2 separate regions of the Homo sapiens genome follow, and region 2 is linked to region 1. A link is an interaction called in ENCODE POLR2A ChIA-PET data of the cell type or tissue named here. Cell type or tissue: OCI-LY7. All regions are shown on one strand.

Region 1 (8,000 bases):
TGAGCCACCACTCCCGGTCATGTTTTAATGTTATTTTATTTTATTTTTGAGACGGAGTCTCACTCTGTCACCTAGGCTGGAGTGCAGTGGCGCAATCTCGGCTCACTGCAACCTCCACCTCCCAGGTCCAAGTGATTCTCGTTCCTCAGCCTCCCGAGTAGCTGAGATTACAGACGTGCACCACCATGCCTGGCTAATTATCGTATATTTTTAGTAGAGATGGGGTTTCACCATTTTGGCCAGGCTGGTTTCGAACTCCTGACGTCAAGTGATCTGCCCACATTGGCCTCCCAAAGTACTAGCATTACAGGCATGACTGACCGCACCCGGATGTTACTTTATTTATTTTTTTTGAGATGGAGTCTCACTCTGTCGCCCAGGCTGGAGTGCAGTGCGTGATCTTGGCTCACTGCAAGCTCTGCCTCCTGGGTTTCCGCCATTCTTCTGCCTCAGCCTCCCGAGTAACTGGGACTACAGGCGCCCACCACCACGCCTGGCTAATTTTTTTGTATTTTTAGTGGAGACGGGGTTTCACCATGTTAGCCAGGATGGTCTCAATCTCCTGACCTCATGATCTGCCCGCCTCAGCCTCCCAAAGTGCTGGGATTACAGGCGTGAGCCACTGCGCCCAGCCGTATTTTATTTTTTTGAGTTAGGGTCTTGCTGTGTTGCCCAGGTTGGAGTGCAGTGGCTAGACCGTGGCTCACTGCAGCCTCGACCTTCAGGCTCAAACAGTCCTCCTGCCTCAGCCTCCCAAGTAGCTCGGACTACAGGCGCAAAGCAGGATGCTGGACTAATTTTTAAAGGTTTTGGAGAGATGAGGTCTCACTGTGTGGCCCAGGCTGATCTCAAATTCTTGGTCTCAAGCCATCCTTCCACCTCAGCTTCCTAAAGTGCTGGGATTATAGGTATGAGCCATTGTACTTGGCTAGGACATTTTTTCACTACGTATCCCTGACTACTAATAGGTTTGAGCATATTTTAAATTTTTATATTGTCAAATATTTTTATCATTTAAAAAATGGCTCCTGCCTTGCTAAAAAGTTCTTTCTTGATCCAAAGTTATAAATATTCTAAAATGTCATATTTTTATTTTTGTATTTTTTCATTTAGATCTTCAATCCATCTGGAATTTTTAATTTTTTATATTTTTGAGATGAAGTTTTGCTCTTGTTGCCCTGGCTGGAGTGCAATGGTGCAATCTCGGCTCACTGCAATCTCCGCCTCCCAGGTTCAAGCAATTCTCCTCCCTCAGCCTCCCAAGTAGTTGGGATTACAGGAATGTGCCACCACACCTGGCTAATTTATTTTTTAGTAGAGTCAGTAGTAGTTTGTCCATGTTGGCCAGGCTGGTCTTGAACTCCCGACTTCAGGTGATCTGCCCCCCCTCAGCCTCCCAAAGTGCTGGGATTACAGGAGTGAGCCACCGCGCCTGGCTGGAATTTATTTTCGTATATTGTGTGAAGTAGGGATTTCCATTTGTGTTTTTCAGTTTTGACAATAACATTTTATTAGTACAAAAGAGTTGATACTAACTCCCTTACTAATTGTAGTCACATGAGACTGATATCAGAGCTATTAGGCCAATTTATTTTTTTATTTATTCATTTTTTATTTATTCTTATTTTTATTTTTTTTGCGATGGAGTCTCACTCTGTCGCCCAGGCCAGAGTGCAGTGGCGCGATCCCGGCTCACTGCAAGCTCCGCCTCCTGGGTTCACGCCATTCTCCTGCCTCAACCTCCCGAGTAGCTGGGACTACAGGCGCCCGCCACCACACCCGGCTAATTTTTTGTATTTTTAGTAGACACGGGGTTTCACCGTGTTAGCCAGGATGGTCTTGATCTCCTGACCTCGTGATCCACCCGCCTCGACCTCCCAAAGTGCTGGGATTACAGGCGTCAGCCACCGTGCTTGGCAGGCCAATTTATTAACTTAGGAGAATAGAACTACTAAGTCAGCCAGAATATTAATGTTCTTTTTTTTTTTTTTTTTTTTTTGAGACAGAGTTTCACTCTTGTTGCCCAGGCTGGAGTGCAATGGCACTGTCTCAGGTCACTGCAACCTCCACCTCCTGAGTTCAAGCGATTCTCCCGTCTCAGCCTCCCGAGTAGCTGGGATTACAGGCGCATGCCACCACTCTGGGCTAATTTTTGTATTTTTAGTGGAGACGGGGTTACATCATACTGGTCAGGCTGGTCTCGAACTCCTGACATCAGGTGATCCGCCCGCCTTGGCCTCCCAAAGTGCTGGGATTTATAGGCGTGAGCCACAGCGCCTAGCCTTAATGTTAGTTCTTAACCAGTGGTAGACCAGAAGTCTAATTGGGATTTTTTGTTTTTGTGTTTGTTGTAATACAATTTCTGTTTCTCATTTATCCTACCTGAAAAGCATACTGCATCTCTGACCTCTCAGCATACTAACAATAATATTGATCACATAGCATTTCTTGTAGTTCATAAACTTCACGTGTCAATAATATACTATAAATATAAATGAATTAATGAACAACAGGATGCTCATAAGCTTACAGACATCTTTTTCTCAAAAAAGCTGGGAATTTTGTTTCTGTTTTATTGGGATACTGACTCTCAACATTTCATATATTGCATTCCACCAACGTAGCTGAGAGTCAATTTATGAAATATTTTGTAGTGTAAGACAGAAAGTGGGGAGGACCAAGTATGTCAACCACTAGGAGTGTGGTGCCTAGTCAGGAATTGGGAGGAGTGTAGCAAGAAAGGAAGGACAACAGGATTTGGTCATTGATTGGTCAGATGGATTTCAGAGGGATTGGTATGAAGGAACGCTTCAAAGATTTTTTTTTTAATTTAAGTTCCAGGATACAGGTGCAGAATGTGTAGGTTTGTTACATACTTATAGGTGAGCCATGGTGGTTTGCTGCACCAATCAACCCCTCATCTAGGTTTTATTTATATTTTTTTTTGAGACGGAGTTTCGCTCTTGCTGCCCAGGCTGGTGTGCAATGGTGCGATCTCGGCTCACCGCAACCTCTGCCTGCTGGGTTCAAGCGATTCTCCTGCCTCAGCCTTCTGAGTAGCTGGGATTACAGGCATGTGCCACCACGCCCGGCTAATTTTGTATTTTTAGTAGAGACGGGGTTTCTCCATGTTGGTCAGGCTGGTCTCGAACTTCCGACTTCAGGTGATCTGTCCGCCTCGGCCTCCCAAAGTGCTGGGATTACAGGCAGCAGCCACCGCGCCCAGCCAGGTTTTAAGTCCCGCATGCATTAGCTATTTGTCCTAATGCTCTCCCTCCCCTTGACCCCCACGCAACCAAAGATGGTTTTAAGGCTTCTAGGACTGGAGATGATTACTTTCAGAAATGAATAGTGGTGACCAGATGAAATAAGACTTTTGGATGTAGATAGGACCTTAGCGATATATTTCCAGCTTTTTATTTTTTATTTTAAGGATGAAGAAACAGCTTTAAGTTGGTTGCCTAAAGTCACGCAGGTAATTGATGCAGTATGGCCAGAACCCATACTAGGCTTAAGGGACAGTGTACCATAAACTCGTAGAGGTCCTTTAAACAGATAGAAACGCTGTGCTCCAGGCAGATGCCATAACAAACACTGGCTCTAGATCTACCATGGGTTATATGGGTCCTTAGTTAAGATTAGATATGGAGTCACAGTGTGCCAGAATTTCAGGGAGAGAGGAAAGTGGAAGGGCTTTCCACTAAGCCTTTTGAACTACTAGGTACCCCTCGTTTTACATCTGGTTATCTCATTTAAATCTATGACGTTTTAAAATACTTATTACCATTTAAGACATGAGAAAAATTAAGTTTAGAAACGGCTAGATAGCTCACGCTAGAAAGGAAGGACTCCAAATTTTAACCAAGGGCAGATGTGCATGGAGGCCAAGTCATTTCCTTCCCATGCTCTCATACTGACCCAACAAACCCATTCTGCACGTGAGAAAACTGAGGCCCGGAGGAGGGAATTCACACACGTTTGAAGCCAAGCTGGGGCCAGAAAGTAGATCGGCTGATCTCCAAACCTCCACGTCAAAGGTCTTCCCAGGAGGACATATGCCTTCAAGGATTTTACAATGTATACCACCCTACAAGTGATGGGAGAGAGGGGAAAAAAGCAACCGACTAAGGAGAAAAGCAAGGAGCAGAAAAAGGAGCAAAAGAGGAGCTGTCAGAACGGTGTGAGGAGAGTGGGAAAGGAGCCGCCTCCTTTTGCCTCTCTTCCTACTTATTAACAAAACAGAACGACTATCCAACGTATTTCAGGGAGCTAAGTCTTAGCCAGCTTCAGCTGTGTTTTAACCCTTAGCTAAATATAGACAAGGCTAAGGCAGGCCAGGTGTACACTTCAGGAAGACGTGGAAATTCCCAGGGCGGACCAAAACTTGAGCTGTTCCGGCGGTAGTGATTTGAGGTCAGTTTGAAAGAGAAGTTGAGAAAGCGGCCGAGGGGCGAATTTGGCTGCACTACACGCTCGCCACAAAGAGGAAGGGCCGCCGGCCGCCGGGGCCGAGTGCGCTTCCAGCCCAGGCGGAGCGGTAGACGCAACAGCCTCCGCCCGCCACGTGACCCGTAGTGTTGTGGTCTGGCCCGCGTGGGTGGCGGGAGCGCCGAGAGGGCGGGGGCGGCGATGGGGCGGGTCACGTGATGGGGTTTAAATCTCCCGCAGCCGGAGCCGCGGGGGCGCCAGTGCCGCGCGTCGAGCGGGAGCAGAGGAGGCGAGGGAGGAGGGCCAGAGAGGCAGTTGGAAGATGGCGGACGAGGCGGCCCTCGCCCTTCAGCCCGGCGGCTCCCCCTCGGCGGCGGGGGCCGACAGGGAGGCCGCGTCGTCCCCCGCCGGGGAGCCGCTCCGCAAGAGGCCGCGGAGAGATGGTCCCGGCCTCGAGCGGAGCCCGGGCGAGCCCGGTGGGGCGGCCCCAGAGCGTGAGGTGCCGGCGGCGGCCAGGGGCTGCCCGGGTGCGGCGGCGGCGGCGCTGTGGCGGGAGGCGGAGGCAGAGGCGGCGGCGGCAGGCGGGGAGCAAGAGGCCCAGGCGACTGCGGCGGCTGGGGAAGGAGACAATGGGCCGGGCCTGCAGGGCCCATCTCGGGAGCCACCGCTGGCCGACAACTTGTACGACGAAGACGACGACGACGAGGGCGAGGAGGAGGAAGAGGCGGCGGCGGCGGCGATTGGGTACCGAGGTGCGCAGGGTGCGGGCGGCCGGAACTGCGCATCTCCTCCTCCCTCTCCCCGGGCTCCTACTGGCCTGAGGTTGAGGGCGGCTGGGGGCTCGGGGCAGGCTCCGCGGCGTTCCCCTCCCCACCCCGGCCCTCCGTTCAGCCGCGCTCCTCCGGGGCTGCGGTTCCTACTGCGCGAGCTGCCAGTGGATTCGCTCTTTTCCTCCGTCCGTGGCCCGCCTGGGCGGCCTTGTTCTTTCCGCAGCAGCCAGGTCGGGAGACTCTCGCAGTCGCTTTAAAATAAGTTTCTCTCCCCCTCTTACTCTTTTAGCATATTGCTTTTGTTAGAGCTTTTTTTTTCTTTTTCTTTATTTTTTATTTTCATTGCTTTTCTCCTCTACCCCCCAGCACACTTAAGTCTGCAACTTTTTGGCTGTCCCGTTGGTCTGCGTTTTCAATTGCTTTTTGCAAACTTGACACCTGTGCAGTTTGCTTTTTTTGGTCTATATTTTTATGACTGAAATTACAATTTTTGAAAGAGGAAAGCTGTTTCTATAGTCACAGCTTGCAAAATTTAAAGAACGTGGCTGTTCCTGAAGACATTACCATTCTGTAATGCAGTTAGGAGTGGGTATGGGAGAGAGAGTACTTTTAGAGCTGTTCATATTACTTTTATTCTAATCTTGCTCTTGTGCGGTAATGGTGTTTGGGCTAAACATGCTTTTTTTGTATGTATGTAGTATTGAGACACAAACTTAACACTTCTAGCATAATGAAGCAGATATGTTGCAGTTGTCATGTTCTTGAAGGTTTCTTTTTTTTTTTTTTTTTTTTTTTGAGACGGAGTCTCGCTCTGTCGCTAGGCTGGAGTGCAGTGGCGCGATCTCGGCTCAGTGCAACCTCCGCCTCCCGCGTTCAACCGATTCTCCTTCAGCCTGCCGAGTAGCTGGGACTACAGACACCCGCCACCACGCCCAGCTAATTTTTGTGTTTTTAGCAGAGACGGGGTTTCACCATGTTGGCCAGGATGGTCTTGATTTCTTGACTTCGTGATCCGTCCGCCTCGGCCGCCCAAAGTGCTGGGATTACAGGCGTGAGCCACCGCGCCCGGTCAGGTTTCTTATTTTTGATCTGAGGAGTTTCTATCCTTGATAGGTGTTCATCTTTATCAATATTTGGGTCAGGCCGGGCGCGGTGGCTCTTTCGTGTAATCCTAGCACTTTGGGAGGCCAAAGCGGGAGGATCTCTTGAGCCTAGGAGTTTCAGGCCAGCCTGGGCAACATAGCGAGACCTCCTCTCTACTAAAAGTAAAAAAAGCGGGACGTGGTGTCGCACACCTTTAGTCCCAGGTACTAGAGTTCGAGGTTGCAGTGAGCTGTGATCCTGCCACTGCACTCCAGGGTGGGCAACAGAGTGAGACCCCGTCTCAAAAAAAAAAAAAAAAAAAAGTAATATGTGTTTTTAGGGACTGATTTAGTAAAGAGACCCTGATTTCAAGCAACACAGTTGAGTACTAATTTATTATTTACCTAATAATAATTGTGTTATTAATACTGTTTATTTAATAGAGGAAACAATGCAGAGGTACTTGTAGTATTGTGTAAGTTTAACGTGCGCATTGCCAAGGTTATATTTGAATGACGTTTTTATGTAAATGTCCATTTATTACACGTTTCACGAACGCTATTGTTTGTGATTGTATGATACATTCTAGCTAGATTATTATCTTTTCTTTTTTTTTTTCCTTTTCTTTTTTTTTAAAAGGTGGAGTTTCGCTCTTGTTACCCAAGCTGGAGTGCAATGGCGTGATCTCGGCTCACCGCAACCTCCGCTTCCCGGGTTCAAGCCATTCTCGTGCCTCAGCCTCCTGAGTAGTTGGGATTACAGGCATGCGCCACCATGCCCGGCTAATTTTTGTATTATTAGTAGAGACGAGATTTCTCCATGTTGGTCAGGCTGGTCTCGAATTCTCAACCTCAGGTGATCCGCCTGCCTCGGCCTCCCAAAGCTCTGGAATTAGAGGCGTGAGCCACCGCTCCCGGCTATCTTTTCTGTTTTTTAAGTAGACTTAATTTATTTTTAGATTTTGGCTGAAACTGAGTGAGCAGAATTCCTAAAGATGAAGAAACTGTTCCAATGAACAGTGCAAGCTGACCCCATAGGCATGCTTTACACACGCCGTGTAAATGTTAAATGCTGTACTCGATGAAAATGATTGCTCTATAACCGTTCATACATTTTAGGTGCATGTTGTTTTGATAGCCTTGACTGACTTGGTTTCTTTTGCAGATAACCTTCTGTTCGGTGATGAAATTATCACTAATGGTTTTCATTCCTGTGAAAGTGATGAGGAGGATAGAGCCTCACATGCAAGCTCTAGTGACTGGACTCCAAGGCCACGGATAGGTATGGCTCAGAGCTGTTAATTTTAGAGAGTAAATGTACGGTTTTTGGTTTGTTTGTTTTGAGACAGAGTTTCGCTCTTGTTGCGGAGGCTGGAGTGCAATGGCGCGATCTCGGCTCACCGTACCCTCCGCCTTCCAGGTTCAAGCGATTCTCCTGCCTCAGCCTCCCCAGCAGCTGGGATTACATGCATATGCCACTACGCCCGGCTAATTTTGAATTTTTAGTAGAGACGGGGTTTCTCCATGTTGGTCAGGCTGGTCTTGAACTCCCGACCTCAGGTGATCCGTCCGCCTGGGCCTCCCAAAGTGCTGGGATTACAGGCATGTGCCACCTTGCCCCACCTCACTTGTCCCCTTTTTGTGTAGTGTTCTTCATCCGGTTAGAATATCTTCCTCCCTCACTTCATATTCCTTGTTTTTTCACTTTATTGTACACTTA
Region 2 (8,000 bases), 80 kb before region 1:
CATCTCTATAAAAAATTAGCCGGATGTGGTGGTGCACACCTGCAGTCCCAGCCATTTGGGGGCGGAGGTGGGAGGATCATCTGAGCCTAGGAGGTCGAGGCTGCAGTGAGTCGTGATCACACCACTGCACTCCAGCCTGGGTGACAGAGAGAGACTCTATCTCAAAAAAAAAAAAAAAAAAAAAAAAAATTGAAACAAAGTGGCTAATTTGGGAGGTAATCCCAGGTGGCACCTTAGCAGAATGAGAACCAAAGCTATAAAAGGTACATTATCAAACAAGTTACTGCCATGGGTAACTGCAAATGATCCCACTGGGGAACCCTGGGAGATAATATAAAACTTCTTAGAGTTATCTCACATGAGGGGTGAAGGACCTGGAGAATTTAGCTTCCCACTTCCACTCATTATTGTCATCCAAAGGGCATTTACTCCCTGACACTTACTGCCTGCTGATTTGCTGCCAAGTAGGCTCCATTGCCAGAGCAAGCCCTCTGGCAGAGTCACAATGTTTGTGGCTGGAGCCACAAGGTTGGCAATGCCTAGGAAGGTAGTGCCCAGGGACACGGCAGCACACCAAAATCATTGCGTACATTTAAATTTTTCTTGGTGGGACGCGGCGGCTCATGCCTGTAATCCCAGTGCTTTGGTGGGCCGAGGTGGGCAGATCACGAGGTCAGGAGTTCGAGACCAGCCTGGCCAACATGGTGAAACTCCGTCTCTACTAAAAACACAAAAAATTAGCCGGGCATGATGGCAGGTGCCGTAATCCCAGCTACTTGGCAGGCTGAGGCAGGAGAATAGCTTGACCCGGGAGGCAGAGGTTGCAGTGAGCCGAGGTGGTGCCACTGCACTCCAGCCTGGGCAACAAAGCAAGATTCTGTCTAAAAAAAAAAAAAATTTCTTTCTCTTTTTTACTCCAAGATGTTACACAAAACTATTTTATTTTAGAACTGTATTTATCAGAAGACATATTTATTGCATATTTAAGCAGAAAGAAAGTAAAAATGAGATTGTCTCGCACAGTGGTTTTCAGATGCAGTGCTCCATATTTTACTTTTTGCAATAAAGAATTAGAATGTGGTGGGGGCTATTTGGTGGCTGCTCATCACAGAAGAGACATCAAAAGGCAAATTCCAAAGTGAATATCTAGCACTGCTTGAGGAAATTAGCAAATATGCTGAAAAGTAATATATAAGAAGCCACTCAGGGCTTGGTAAAGTTGACAGGAATAATATTTCTTAAATGCTGACATTATAAAAATTTACGCTGCAGTAAAATGAAATCATAAATAATCATGCAACAGCACTTTGATATATCCAACTCCAGCTTTAAGGCACTAGTCAGAAAAGCCAATAATCTTTTAAACAGCATAAAGAAAATACTTGTAAATGCAACCTTTGGCAGAATTTCATAATTCTCCAACAACAGCTTTTTAGAACAATGATTCCCAGTTGGATGCAATGGCTCATGTCTGTAATCTTAGCACTTTGGGAGGCCAAAGTGGGCAGATCACCTGAGGTCAGGAGTTCTAAACCAGCCTGGGCAACATGGTGAAACCCCATCTCTACTAAAAATATGAAAATTAGCCAGGTGTGGTGGCGGGTGCCTGTAATCCCAGCTACTTGGGAGGCTGAGGCAGGAGAATCTCTTGAACCCAGGAGGTGGAGGTTGCAGTGAGCCGAGACAGTGCCACTGCACTCCAGCCTGGGCAACAAGAGCAAAACTCTGTTTCAAAAAAAAAAAAAAGAACAATGATTCCCATCCCCTCCACTTCATTCTTTTTTTTTTTTTTTTTTTTTTTTTTTTTTTTTTTGACACGGAGACACAGGGTCTTGCTCTATCACCCAGGCTGGAGTGCAGTGGCAGGATCATAGCTCACTGCAGCTTCAAACTCCCAGGCTCAAGTAATCCTTCTGCCTCAGCCTCCCAAGTAGCTGGAACTACAGGCGCACGCCAGCATACCTAGCTAATGGTTTTTTAATTTTGTGGAGACAGGGCTCTTGCTATGTTGCTCAAGCTGGTCTCGAACTCCTGGACTCAAGCGATCCTCCCATCTCAGCCTCCCAAAGTTCTAGGAGTACAGGCCCAAGCCACTGCAGCTGGCTCCACTTCATTCTTAAACAATAGCATACATATCACAATATGAAGACATCAAAACTGGCATCACAATTTGTTCTGAGTAAATTATATGTGAAAATTGATTATATGAATTGGCATTATCTGTTATTACCCAAGTAAATTAGAGCCGAGAACCAGGGAGAGGAAAAGAAAAGCACTCAGGACACAAATGCCTACCCAAGAATTCTATCACAAGCCAGCTGCCGAAATGACCTGCCTTGCCTCTAAGGCTAGTTTTACCTATTGCCATCACTCACCAATTACAGCTTGCTAGCTCCCAGAACTTTGCTAGTGCCAATGAGTTTTCTTTCATAACAATATGTAACATTTCTCTTTCTAATAAAACCCCCAACATTTTATTTGTTCTTCAGACACACCAAAGACCATCCCATCTGTGTGTATGCCTTGAATTGCAATGTAGTTTTTATATATTTTCCCAAGTAAAATGTTTTACATAGAGATTCGAATCTATATTTTTGTTTGACTTTGACATAACATATATCTACACTGTGGAATGTTATCAGCTGTTAAAAAGCAGGAATTCATTCTGAATGTAAGGATTTAAAGAGAAGTCTCTTAATAATAAAAGTTAACACTAAAAAAAGTGTTTACAATGTGCCTGGTATTGGTCTAAATATTTTACGTATATTAAGTTATTGTGCGTGTGTGTGTGTGTGTGTGTGTGTGTGTGTGTGACAGGATCTCATTCTGTCACCCAGGCTGGAGTACAGTGGTGCAATCGCAGCTCACTGCAGCCTCAACATCCCCCCCCACACACACACCCGGGCTCAAGTAACGGGATTACAGGCACGCACCACCACTCCTGGCTAATTTTCATATTTTTTTTTAGAGATGGTTTCACCATGTTGCCCAGGCTGGTCTCAAACTCCCGGCCTCAAGCAATCCGCCCACCTCACCCTCCCTAATTGCTAGGACTACAGGTGTGAGCCACTGCGCCTGGACAATTAAGTTATTTACTCCTCAAAAAAAAAAATTTTATGAGGTAGACACTAATATTTTGACCATTATATAACTAAGAAGACATAGATGCAGAGGGGTTAACTAGCTTGTCCAAGGTCATACAACTCATCAGTGAAAAGCTGAGCCCACATTCTTAACCACTGCGTAACACAGAGAAATGTGTACAGTATAACCCCATTCTTTACTTTTAAAGCTCTCATAAGTGCACATATACACACCTGTGTTAGCATAGAGAATAGTGGAAGGAAACACACCTGAGTGTCAGCCTTGGTTACTTCAAGAAACAGAAGCAGAGAAGGTTGGCAACCTGGCTATATATGATTCTTTGAATTTTTTAACAGCAAGTCTATACTACTTTTGTTTTTATTCAGTATCTAAATTACTATTTTTTTAAAAAGAAGGAAAATTTCGTAGAATCCTATGAGAGGGGCTCAAGAGGCCTCAGCATCATGCCTGAGTCTCTGAAGTGTCTCCCACCCACACTACACCTAATTTTGGTGTGCACAGACTTGGTCTGAATCTGACAGAAACAGAAAGACTTGGGGAACCCCCAGGGGTTCAAGAAACACAGAACTGAACATTCATCGTGTTTACATGTAGGGGAGTGATTGTACTCCTGTGTTTGCTTAAAACACTGTTTTTCTACACTTCAGGCTTCTCCTTTGATCAGTTTGTTAAATTATAACCATTTCCAGTTACTGGGTGATGCAATCAATGTGCAGACTCCACAGCCATCTCTTGGGTAACCAACAGAGACATCTGAATCAAACTCTATGGATCTTCATTCCCAGCAAGAAGAGAAGATGTAAAAGTTCTCCCCAAAGAGAGATTTGAAGTGACTATTTCTCAAAAGACTATAATCCACCACAAGCCATCTAACTATCTTCTTTTGAATACAAGTGTTCTAGGGTGTTCAGGAACGTTCTGCTTAAAGGCTAAATTCTAATAGGGTGCTACATCACAACCCTGAGAATCAACACATAATAATTTGAAGGACAGTTACAATGTGTGTATACAATGTGTGTATATACAACACATCCAAACTAGTTGGATGGCTAGATAGATAGCCAGCCAGATAGACAAATGATACAAACAGGTAACATTTACCTAGGGCTTCCTAGAGGTGAACCGCTGTGCTAAGCATTTTTTATGTATCTCCCCATTTAATCCTCATGGTAACCCTATAAGAAGGTACTATTTTTTATTTAAGAGATGGAGTCTCACTATGTCACCCAGGATGGAATGCAAGCACCTAATCACAGGAGTGATCATCACACACAGCAGCTTTGAACTCCTGGCCTCAAGCCAGCCTCCTGCCTCAGCCTCTTGAGTAGCTAGGACTACAGGTGCACAACAATGCACCTAGATGAGCAAGTACTATTATAATCCCTATTTTATAGATGCAGAAACTGAGGTCTAGAGAAGTTAAGTAACTTTGCCAAGTAATACAGATAATAAGTAGTAGAGCTAGGATGTGAACTCAGGTAGTGTAGCTTGGTAGCCAGGAGGTAAACTTCTATAATACTCTGCTTCAGTGGATTTATAAATGATTCAGAATGTCTACAGAGCTATTTACAGATAAGGCATTATTGGGCCGGGCATGGTGGCTTACACCTGTAATCCCAGCACTTTGGGAGGCCCAGGCAGGAGGATCACCTGAGGTCAGGAGTTTGAGACCAGCCTGGCCAACATGATGAAACCCCATCTCTACTAAAAATACAAAAATTAGCCAGGCATCATGGCAGGCGCCTGTAGTCCCAGCTACTGGGGAATCTGAGGCACAAGAATCACTTGAACCCAGGAGGCAGAGGTTGCAATGAGCTGAGATTATGCCACTGCACTCCAGCCTAGATGACAGAGTGAGACTCCATCTCAAAAAAGAAAAAAAATTAAATTCAATTCAATAAGGCATTATCATAGGATAGGGCAATGCCTTGGAACACTGACTGAAGTCAACCTGCCTTGGTTCAGACCCCTTTCCCTTCCCATACAAGCTGTATGGCTTTAAGCAAATTATTCAACCTCCTGGCCTTTGGTTTTCTCATCTATAAAATGAGAATAATATTGATATCAGCCTCACAAGCTTGTAGTGAGAATAAGTTAATATATATAAAATTAATATTAAATGAGATAATAAATGTAAACTAATATATGTAAAGAGTGTTCCTGCACATAGTAAACATTCAATCAATGTTAGCTAGCATTATGTCAGTAAAGCCAAAGACACTGAGAATTGTCTCAAGGTTTCCCTTCTGAGGAATACCTTCTAGTTTCGGTGTCAATGCTAAGTGTCTTTTAAGATGATAAACCAATCTTTAAACTTGGCACTGCTGTGCAGATTGAAAAAGTTAAGAATAAATGCAATATAAACAAAACTCTTTAATTTCAGACCTTCTCCATTCTGCAGTTATATAACGTGACTTACCTGAAGAATCTGAATTTTGCGGGGAGACTGACTTCTCTAGGGGCTTGGGTTCTTTCTGCTCCGTTTTCTCTGCGGTTGAAGCCAGCTCCTCTTTCTTTCTTTCTCTTTGCTCATTACATTCCTCATTTTCCATCTTGGTGGTATGAGTCTTGTCAGATTCTTCCAGCATCAGGTCTTTTTTACCTCTGACAACCCAGTGCATTGACTAAATTAATGTAAAGCAGAGATATAAAAATTAAATTGATATTATATGATTTTCTATATTTAAAGTTTGATATGTGGTAACACCTGACCTACTACTGTAGTGCTAATTAACAGCATGTTAGACTTGACTATTAACAAGATACTCATAAATTAATCCAGATATTAATTAATCCAACTATTAATAGTTACTTTTCACCATACACCCTTTTGTACCTTTTTCATTTTCTGTTCTGTATATGTATTTCCTATTAGATCTAAAAATTGGACAGATGGATGAATGAATGGAGGGATGGATGGATGAACTAACAAATGAATACAGTGAAAAAGAGCGCTTTTGAGTTTGCTGTATCAAGAATATTTCAAGTGGAATCATTAGCCCTACCATCAACCAAAATAATGCATAACTATTTCTTAAAACCTCATCGGGATATTGTGGGAAGCTATTCCTGAAGTACTAAGAAACAGTGACACACTACCTCTATTACCACAACTCAAGACTAGAAGGAAACATAGCCTTTAACACCCTAAAATTATAAATATTCTAGCTCTCTGCCCTAATCAAATCAAAGAAGTCATTTATTCCCACCTTCAACCTATCTCTTCCCAACTACAAAGAAGTGTCATCCTGAATCCTCTTCTCCAAATATAACCAGTCCAAAGGCTAATCAACCCCAAGATCCAAGAACCACCCCATAAAGCAGTCATTGCCACCAATAAATGTAACCAGCTCTCACCCTAACAAGAAAAAGAAAAGAGGCTGGGCACAGTGGCTCATGCTTGTAATCCCAGCACTTTGGGAAGCCAAGGTGGGTGGATCATTTGAGGCAAGGAGTTCGAGACCATCCTTGGCCAACAAGGTGAAACCACGTCTCTACTAAAAATACAAAAATTAGCTGGTCGTGGTGGTGCACACCTGTAATCCCAGCTACTCAGGAGGCTGAGGCGGGAGAATTGCTTGAACCCAGGAGGTGGAGGTTGCAGTGAGCCGAGATCGCACCATTGCACTCCAGCCTGGGCAACAGAGCAAGACTCGGTCTCAAAAAAAAAAAAAAAGAAAAAGAAATGGGAAGGAAAGGCACCAAAATATAACTGTAGTTATGCCTGTGTAACAGAATTACATCTTTTGTTTTTGTATTTCCCAAATTTTCTATGAGAAGATTATATATATGTACAATTAGAAAACATTGTATTTTAGGCTGGGCGCAGTGGCTCACACCTTAATCCCAGCACTCTGGGAGGCCTAGGTGGATGGATCACAAGGTCAGGAGTTCCAAACCAGCCTGGCCAACATGGTGAAACCTCACCTCTACTTAAAAAAACAAAAATTAGTTGGGCAAGGTAGTGTGTGCCTGTAATCCCAGCTACCCGGGAGGCTGAGGCACGAGAATCACTTGAATCCGGGAGGCAGAGGTTGCAGTGAGCTGGTATCGCACCACTGCACTCCAGCCTGGGTGACAGAGCGAGATTCTGTCTCAAAAAAAAAAAGAAAATATTCAATTTTAAAAATTAGGCGAAGTTTCGATGCAAAAACATACAAGGTGGGAGATTCCTGGTGCCAACAATATGTGTGGGAAGGGAATAGTTACAGAGTAAACACTTCAAAACCATTTGCTAAATTGTAAATGCAAGTATTACCCATTTCTCTGTAGATTTTATTTCAAAATAAAAACGTTAATTTTTAAAAGAGGCAATGCCTCAGCTGGTATTAAAAAAAAAAATGACTTTTGTTTGGTTGGTTTAGGTTTGTTGTTTTGGTTTGGTTTTTGCATATGCACAAAATAAAAGAGGCTGCCAGTGACTTCCTCTGCAGAGGGAAAAGGATATTAGGAAGGTTAGTGAAAAACAAGGAATAAGACATTCAAGAATTCAGGGCCCAGAGAGCTGAAAATGTAAACTGTGAGCTTCACAAGCCAGCAAAGTGGCCTGTACGTGATGTATTGATCTCTGTGCCTCAGTACTTCTCTCTTGAAATCAAAGTACCTGTGGTCTGTCTTAGATAGGTTAGGATTAATGTCTAATCCACAGTAAATGCTTTAAAGGTCCTCAGTGAAAAGATGTTCTGAAATAGTAGTCTTATCCATCTCCTTTGTGAGTAAATCAGAATAAAATATGTTATCAGACTCCCATATCTGCTGATCCTCATTAAAGAAATATACAGAAGAAATATCCAAACTGTATCTAACCTTAGATACAAGTGCTTCTCACGCTTTGTAGTTCAATCAAAGGACTAACATCAGAGTGATGCTAAGCAGCCTGGTTTGCTGGGACACAG

What was found. Peaks named below come from ENCODE experiments on the same cell type or tissue, not always from the same donor. Only the 100,000 strongest peaks of a DNase experiment are listed, where the experiment ranks them.
Region 2: POLR2A ChIA-PET joins it to region 1 with 11 read pairs; 8 of 35 experiments call an interaction of 5 or more read pairs at or near these places.

The regions. Positions count from the first base shown.
Region 1 is chr10:67,879,972-67,887,971 of GRCh38, forward strand. It overlaps SIRT1 (sirtuin 1), which reads left to right and starts at 4,685. Exons shown (of 9, transcript NM_012238.5): 1 at 4,685-5,180; 2 at 7,446-7,562. The coding sequence starts at 4,751. RefSeq lists promoters at 2,365-4,750, 3,721-4,752, 4,540-4,751, 4,578-4,753, enhancers at 4,201-4,260, 4,281-4,440 and silencers at 4,521-5,060, 4,561-4,745, 5,180-5,474, 5,271-5,390. In OCI-LY7, CTCF peaks have their summits at 4,730 and 4,959; DNase peaks (open chromatin) are centred at 4,610, 5,170 and 6,070; H3K4me3 peaks cover 3,334 bases; H3K27ac peaks cover 2,654 bases.
Region 2 is chr10:67,800,059-67,808,058 of GRCh38, forward strand. DNAJC12 (DnaJ heat shock protein family (Hsp40) member C12) reads right to left here. Exons shown (of 5, transcript NM_021800.3): 4 at 5,525-5,729. Among named protein-coding and RNA genes, the nearest start is that of DNAJC12, 34 kb to the right of the region's middle. In OCI-LY7, no CTCF peak of the experiment used is centred here; no DNase peak of the experiment used is centred here.